Linked DNA regions of Homo sapiens: region 2 is linked to region 1. The links are chromatin contacts, found by Hi-C or POLR2A ChIA-PET in ENCODE. All regions are on one chromosome and are shown on one strand. Each heading gives the region's core, a stretch centred on a gene start or an enhancer-like site at or near the end of the contact. The rest is flanking DNA. Distances are from core to core; before and after follow the strand shown. Region 1 overlaps SLC9A9 (solute carrier family 9 member A9). Region 2 has its middle 32 kb from the start of CHST2.

What was found. A loop is a pair of places that touch in the nucleus more often than their neighbours do. ChIA-PET counts read pairs that join two places held with the same protein, here RNA polymerase II (POLR2A). Pooled maps may share reads with other maps.
Region 2: a map of heart left ventricle shows a loop between it and region 1 (1.8-fold over the local background). The contact joins two enhancer-like sites. A Hi-C loop is called at or near these places in 1 of 168 maps with a recorded cell type or tissue (heart left ventricle), 2 of 37 single-sample maps with no recorded cell type and 3 of 50 pooled maps. POLR2A ChIA-PET finds 5 or more read pairs at or near these places in 5 of 52 experiments (MCF 10A, OCI-LY7, T-cell and 2 more).

What each region holds. Positions count from the first base shown.
Region 1 is chr3:143,301,695-143,305,398 of GRCh38, forward strand. The region is part of intron 14 of SLC9A9 (solute carrier family 9 member A9); the gene reads right to left. Among named protein-coding and RNA genes, the nearest start is that of SLC9A9-AS1, 39 kb to the right of the region's middle. Within about 2 kb of position 1,330, at least 10 of the 41 ENCODE cell types and tissues checked have a DNase peak (open chromatin) inside an H3K27ac peak, as active enhancers do.
Region 2 is chr3:143,150,053-143,153,760 of GRCh38, forward strand. No RefSeq gene overlaps it. Among named protein-coding and RNA genes, the nearest start is that of CHST2, 32 kb to the left of the region's middle. Within about 2 kb of position 1,453, at least 2 of the 41 ENCODE cell types and tissues checked have a DNase peak (open chromatin) inside an H3K27ac peak, as active enhancers do.

The DNA.
Region 1 (3,704 bases), core at 80-2,579:
CCTGTGTTTTTGCAGCTTCCCCTAGTGATTCTGACACTGACCAAAGTGTGAGAACCACTGTCCTAGAGTGTTCCGCTTTCCCTTGGTGTTTTTCAGTTAGTGTCTTCCCAACCACATTTCTAAGCCCACCCAAAGCTGAAAAGCTTTCTTTTTCTGGTGTGCAAAATACTAGTTGTATATGTTAATTTTCAAGCCACTCTTAATGTCAGTGGAGGTGTTTTTTATGAAACCAGGAGGGGCCAACCCTTGCAGAACTGCAGAGTGGAAATAAAAGAGGTTCAGAATCCTCATTATCTCAACTTGTCCTCCTTCACCCTAGGAAGAGTGAGAGGGTTGGGGAGAGAGGTGTTGCTAGCTGCTGGCCTGGTATATCTTACCTGGCACCTCTGCTAGGGGCTTTAAGACAGTGTTGTCCCACCTTTGTCACAGCGGGCCAGGAATCTTTTGCAACTCTGGATTGTGATGCAGAGGATGAGGAGCACGTTGCCTTGAGCATTAAAGCTATGGTGGGTGGGGGATGCTGGAGGCATCAGCCCCCATTTCCTCTGGATGATTGCCCTAGTATATACAGGCAATAGGCTTATACATCTTTTCTTCACTAGCACTCAGCATACTGCCCAGAATACAGTAGGTGCTTAATGAATGCTTGTCTAAAAAGATGGAAAATCGGGTAGCAGAGAAGAACCAAAAGATGCCAGAAAATAGAAAGAAAAAAACATTGAAGGTGAAAATGAGGTGTTTGTATTAATAAATATTAAGAGGAATGAATTAAAGGGCTGAAAAAGCCCAAGAAAGGAGATGCAGGAAAGGCTGGGAGTCCTGAATGAGGTTTGTGTGGAGTGGCGGGGAGGAGGAGAGAGCCCCTGAAACAGCCAGATAAGAAGGAAAAATAGCAGGAGGGAAGGAAATAAGAGCAGTGATGGAGGGACAGAGGAAAGCAGTAAAGAGCCAGGAAGATGGCGAGAGGGAGAGCTGGCAGAAAGGACAGATCCTCCAACCAGCCAGCAGGTTTGGTCTTATTCCTTACTGGGAACAGACAGAATGACTGCGTTTGACGAGGAGTGACTCAGGCTCAAGACAGGCAGAACTGGAGGATAAAGCCAGATGGGTACAAGTGAAGTGGGTCACTGTCAAGAATCATCACGTTTTCTGGAATTCGATGTTTTCAAATTGCATAATCCTCCTTGTTCTCAATTATCCTCCACAAGAGTGTGGAGTCCCTCCCACGTTACAAGTCCATCTCAGTTAAGCCCCAGACATGCACTTCTAACACCACGGAGGGCTTCTTGGCAGCCTTCCCTGCCCGCCCTCTCCACATCGTGCCCTTCCCCTGCAGAGGGACAACTGGCTCTCCAGGCATTTCCCTTCCGGACTTCCAGTGTGACACACACGCTCTGGCTGCTTTCCTGTCCCCAAAGACTCTTACTCCTCCAGGGCCACTGCCAGCCTAGTCACAGCCTTTGTACAAATTAGAGAGGCCCACCTGGATCATGGGCAGATGAGAACAAGGCACAGTCTGAGACTCAAAGAAGTAGCTGTGTGTTTGTGTTGGGGCTGGGGAGGGGTGTGTAGAGGAGTGTTCAGGGAAAGTTTCAAATAGAAAGTGATATCTGAACTGAGTTTCCAAAGGGGAACAAATGTTTTTCCTGTTCCAGGTGGGTTTTTTTCTTTTTCTTTTCTTTTTTTTTTTTTGAGGGAAGGAGGGAAGGAGGCAAGGCCTCTTGGGGGCTGGAACAGCATGTGCAAAGGAGCAGAGGTGTGAAACAGCATGCTATCCAATATTGCTGGTGTGTTCTTGCATGAGAGGCAGCAAGAGGAGGACTAAGTGATGAGAATGAGGTTAGACTAGGTAGGAAGGGCCAGGTGTCTGGTTTTAAGCAAGGGAAAGACACAGTGAGACTTGCATTTGAGGATGATTACTTTGGAAAGATATTATTTGCTTTTTACATATGAGCATACTAAACCTCAGAGAGGTATTTATAAGTGACCTGCTTCATGTGACACACTTAATAGCGGAACTAGAACTTGACTCCACCTTGTGCTAAACCAGGGTCTCCTTACCTACACTTCAGGTCTGGATGACCTCTGAGATTTCCCTTGCAAAACTTGCCAGGCCCATTTGACTCCTCCCAAAAGCCAAAAAAGACTTAGATTCAGGCCGGCAGAGGCACTGCCCTTGGTCCCCTAAAAAGATGACTTAAAACATCTGTTTTCTCCATTTCTTAACAGAGGAACTTTATTCATTCCAGGTTAGTCTTTAGAAAGCAAAACCAAAATACTCCACTGGACATTTACTGGCACAGATTTCCAGAAAACATATATATACTGAATGGGGGAAAGAGGATGAAGAGGTCTCTTAGACCTTTGTGGGAAGATGGCAACTAGAGTCACTTCTTAGTCACCCACTGGAATGGTGGATAAGTCAAATTGTATCCATTGTTTTGGGTCTCTTCCTGCCACATAACTTCATAATAGGTCTGCTTATGATAAAAATGCAATTATTTCAGTATTTCTCCTTTTTCTGCCTCTCATACATAGGTGAGATTTCTCCTAGATAGATGGCCTCAGGGAGAAGAGAGGTGAAAAGAGCCATTAAAATCCAAACTCTGGTTGTCTGAGCCATCCAAGAAACACCCACGTTAATGGCTGTGCCTAGGAGGCGCATATGTTTGACTCCAGAAGCAACAAACATTCTGGTTAGACATGGGATGTATTCCCCTGTTAAGACAAGGAACTGAGAGAGGAATCCAAAGCCTCTTGATAAGTTTGAGTTTTACAAGAGAGGCACTTTGGAATAAGAGGGGATGTTATTGCCTTGTTCAGACATGGCTTCATCTTGGCAGCATTCAGGCCTTGGGTTAAGAACTTGGTTTCGAGTTGACAGACTTGATAAAAGTCCAGCCATGGCTGGCTCATAAACGAGACACCCAAGATCTATCTTCAGAAAAGCCAATATATTTCTATTATCACTGCTGATAAGGCTGATTCTCTTTGAAGTTTAATAATGACTCTTCCAAAAATGTTCCCTCAGACATTCAAAATCCATCTTGTATTAGTTTTCCTAAAGGCTGGTTTAACACCCTCCCATTTCCTATTACGACTTAAGTCCAGTGGTATTAAATGCTTCAGTCTTGACACATGGCTCTGTTTACCTGCAAGCCCAGGTGATGAGCACCACCACCCTTAGGGCTCAGCACCCCTATACACTTTTCTGCAGCCTAGCTCCTCCTGCTGGTGTTTATAACTCAGGGTCAACAATTAATTTGGGTCTATGAATAATAACTCTGGAGAGTACTTTTATATTCTGATATCTGAACGTGAACCAGATATCAACATTATTATTAATTTCTGGGATTGAGAAAATGATTCCCTTCCATCTACTAAGGGAGTGATAAGGCAAAATCACAACTTCTATATCAATATCTGTTTGCTCAAGAATCTTAAATGCCAACTGATATGGGGCATCTGGGTAGGCTGAGAAAGGGAGGGTTGAGGGCAACTTTTCGAGAAGCTGTATTAAGCATTTCTTCGTTATGTTCTAGCAGGTGACTCGTGTTCCCTCCTCTTAACCCCCTCACTGAATCGCAGTCACTTGGTTAGATCAGCTGCTGCTGATGGGAATGGACATGCTGAGTGCTAAGCCCTTGATGTTCGCTACCACATTCATTCTCCTTGACAGTGATAGAAGGTAGATGATACCGTTT
Region 2 (3,708 bases), core at 203-2,702, 150 kb before region 1:
AGGAGCGTTATTTGCCTGTTCTCTGCACCAAATAATTCCAACTCTGCTTAGATCCATTTTATAGGTTTGAAAAACTGAACTACTGACAAATCTAACCCACATACAAACATATGAGCATTATACATTTGTATAATACATTAACATAAAGTGCCCGTGTTCTTCACACAGCTGTCCTGTAGATGACAACACTTGCACTGAATGGCAGGCTCGTTGTTTTGGCTGCTGCTTGTAGTTGTGTGTGGTATGGTCAGCTCAGCTGTTGTGGTGGACTTGCCAGTTGTCTCTCCAATATATATTTTCACTTTAGTAATAGAATGGTGATTTTGTTAAGGGTTGGCAGTATGTCCAGCTAAAAGGGTACACCTCTCAGACTCTTTCATAGCTAAGAGTAGCCATGCGACAACATTCTGATCACTGAGTTGTAAGTAGAATGCTTCTAAGGGATTTTTGGAAAATTATTTGCATTCTGAATACAAATGTTACGCCTTTCAATTTCTTTCTTTTCTTCTTGCCTGGATGTACATGTGATGACTGAAGGTGCAGCAGCTATTTTGGAAACATGAAGCAGTAAGCACGAGGATGGAGGCCTAAAATACAAGGCTTGTGGTGCAGAAAGAAGAGCAGAGCTGGAGCCCTGCTGTCAGTTAAGTCTCTGAGCTGTTGCTAAGACTGCTGAACCCCAGACTGCTGCTTGCATAAGACCAATACGTATACATTCTTGTCTATTTAAGGCCCTAGAAGTCAGGTTTTCTGTTATTTGTAGCAGAATACATTTCTAACTGATACAAATAGCTTCCGTAACAATGGGCTAGTGAATGCATATACATTTCTCCTTTTTGAAATGGGCACTAGATTTTATGTGAAAACAGAGGATGTATGAGCAGATAATGAAAACAATATACAGTCTAGTTCTCTGTAGAATTGGCCTTTCTAGCTACAGCTTTGTCTTAAATTATGGCATCTAGTCTCCTATATCTTTTGTTTCTTAAAAAATTTAAACTGAAGCAATCTATTGTGAGGAAGCAGATGGGCCACTTGTGTCTCTAGATCTGGCTGGGCTTAGTTCTGCTCTTACTTGGCCTGATTTCTTGTCCTGGCTTTTTTTTTTTTCTTGGTCACACCCTCCAGTTTCTTCCTGGCTCTATTTGTCATACAAATCAAATACTACTCTCTCTGTAACTGTGATTTCAGAGCAGTTCTTGCTCCATCATTTTGGCCAAAAGTGATTTGATCTAAAGCTGTGAAAATGACCAGAGAGAGACCATCTGCAGTACTATTTGCTTGTTCCTGGCCCTTCAGAAAAAAGTTCTTGATCAATGCATCCCAAGGTAATTGTTGTTTCTCACCCGAACCCTTCTGGCTTCAGTCCTCAGTTTACGGGAGGAAGAAAAGGGGCAGGGTTTTAGGCAGTTGCAGCCTGGAGTTTGACGCTCCCCTGCGCATCCCTCGGTGTAGCTTGGCAAGAGCAATGGAAACAGCACACGCACATCCTTTAGCCATCAGCAAACAAGAACTCTATGTCTGCCAAGATGTGACGGAGCATTCAGGCTCCTCTTTGCTGTGTCCACATCTGCTAGAGATTTCCCAGAGAAAAGAAATTTGGATATTTCTTCACCCAAAGTGGTGATGGTCTTATGGAGAGAGCATGGGTGAAATGGAGAAGTGAATATGGTAGTCATGAACTGCTCCTGCACCTGGGAAATAATCTCCCTCTGAGTTCTTCCTCTTCTAATAAACATACAACTACATCCTAAATCAAGAAGTGCCAGTACTGCATACCTACAAATACCAAAAGTGGTAAAAATGTTAAAATGAAATGGACCTCTCTGAAGCCCTGCCACCGTCCCATGTGCTCTGGCAACCACTGCCTGCTGCAGGAGAGATCATCACCTAAACTCCTTTTTGTGAAAAAGAGATCTTTCCCCCCCAGTCTCCAGTTTCATTTTCCTCACCGCTTTGTCCTTGTGTTATTTATGGGACAAGGCCCAGGAGTGAGTTGCTGAGGTACTTTTCTGCATATGCTTCATAAGTTTTATGAACCTCCATTGAATTTGCTTTTTTGTCTCCCCAGTCTAGGCTGAATAACTCCTTTCTGGAATAGAACCCATCAGCCAGCTGAAGGCAGTGCATATGAAACTCCAGTCCTCCAGCCAGCCAGCCTAGAGCCCTCTCAGTCATTGATTTACTTCATTTCCTGACACGAGGGGGCACCTGAAATTGGGCACCCTGCTTCAGCTGAGGCGAGTAGAAGAGGGCATTTGTTGTCTCCTCTGCTTCTCAGCTCGTGAATGCTGCTGCTCACTCCCTCTTCAGAAGTCAGGCGGCCTCTTCTCTGGGGAGCATCCCTCCCTTACACACTTTGCAAAGTGCTAAGCTAACTCGAAGCACTCAAAAATCAGAAGCAAATCCATTTGCTAAACCCAAGCAAATGGAAAGGCAGGTTGGGGCTCTTGTTTACGAATCAGGCAAAATATGGAGTTGAACTATCCAAGTGTGGTTGCCGTTTGTCACTGAGCACTCTTCTTATTTAATGGAAATGTTACATTGTTGGGAGAGTTTTAGAGAGAGGTAGGTCCCAGAGACCCTTGATAAAACCAAAGAGAGGGGCAGATACATCTTATTCTTTACTCTTTATTTGCTTGGAAAATAAGATGCTTGCATTAAGATTTGGCATTTTCAGGGAGTCATGCAAGGATGCAGGGTCTGCTGGAGGTTAGTTGCAGAAGGCAGAGCCGTGTGGCATTGGCTCTGCTGGTGATGACCTCATAACACCCTGCGTGGGAACTTGGCTGTGCTCATGGCAGCCCAGCTTCCCATTCTCTGCCTGTTTTCAAAGCCTAGATCTTTAGTCTTGCAAACAATTCCAAAAGTGTGCATATCCTTTCAATATACCCCCTTTGGTACAGACTACTACCTTTTCTGGCACACCAAAGAAAAATTAAATTCCCTCCTCCCTCCTGCCCCAGTCCTCTAGAGCAAAATCATGAGAAACTGGCCTGCTGTTCCATTTCAGCCATCATCTTACCTGAGATGGACACTGGTTCATTTCTCATGTGATAGGAATGTCAGTACTCCTTCAGCCCCATCATGATCTGAATTAAGTGCAGGTTTGTTTTCTTTAATGCGTTTGAGGGAGGAGTTTGAAGGAGGTGACCAGTTACTGATGTTTTTACCACACAAGTAATACATGAATGCATGCTTCTCATGAAAGACTCCAACAAGGCAGGAATATTCAGGGGAAAACATGATAGACTCGTCCACTGCAGGCCCCCATCACTCTTGCTTTACTCCAAGGGGCAAGCACTATGAACACTGCTTTGCATTTGTATAGTCTGTACACATTTAAAACACATAAATGGGAATACTATGAATTTTGCTTTGTGACTTGTTTTTTCAATGAACAATTTGGGATAACTTTCCATAAAGGTTCAATATATTCTTCTAATGACTGCATAATATTTTTATACTATATTTTATTTAATCTCTTCCATTTGAGAGTTCCTAATTTTTCATTAGTAGAAAAAATATTCCCATGAACACCTTGTATATTTATGTTCATATGTCAATTTTTTTCTAGAATACATTTTTCTAAAAATTGAGTTTTTTCTAGAATGCGATTACTGAATCAAATATAATACATGTTTATAGTTTTGATAGATGTCATCCAACAGCTTTCCAAAAAGTCTTCACCAATTTACAATCCCTCTA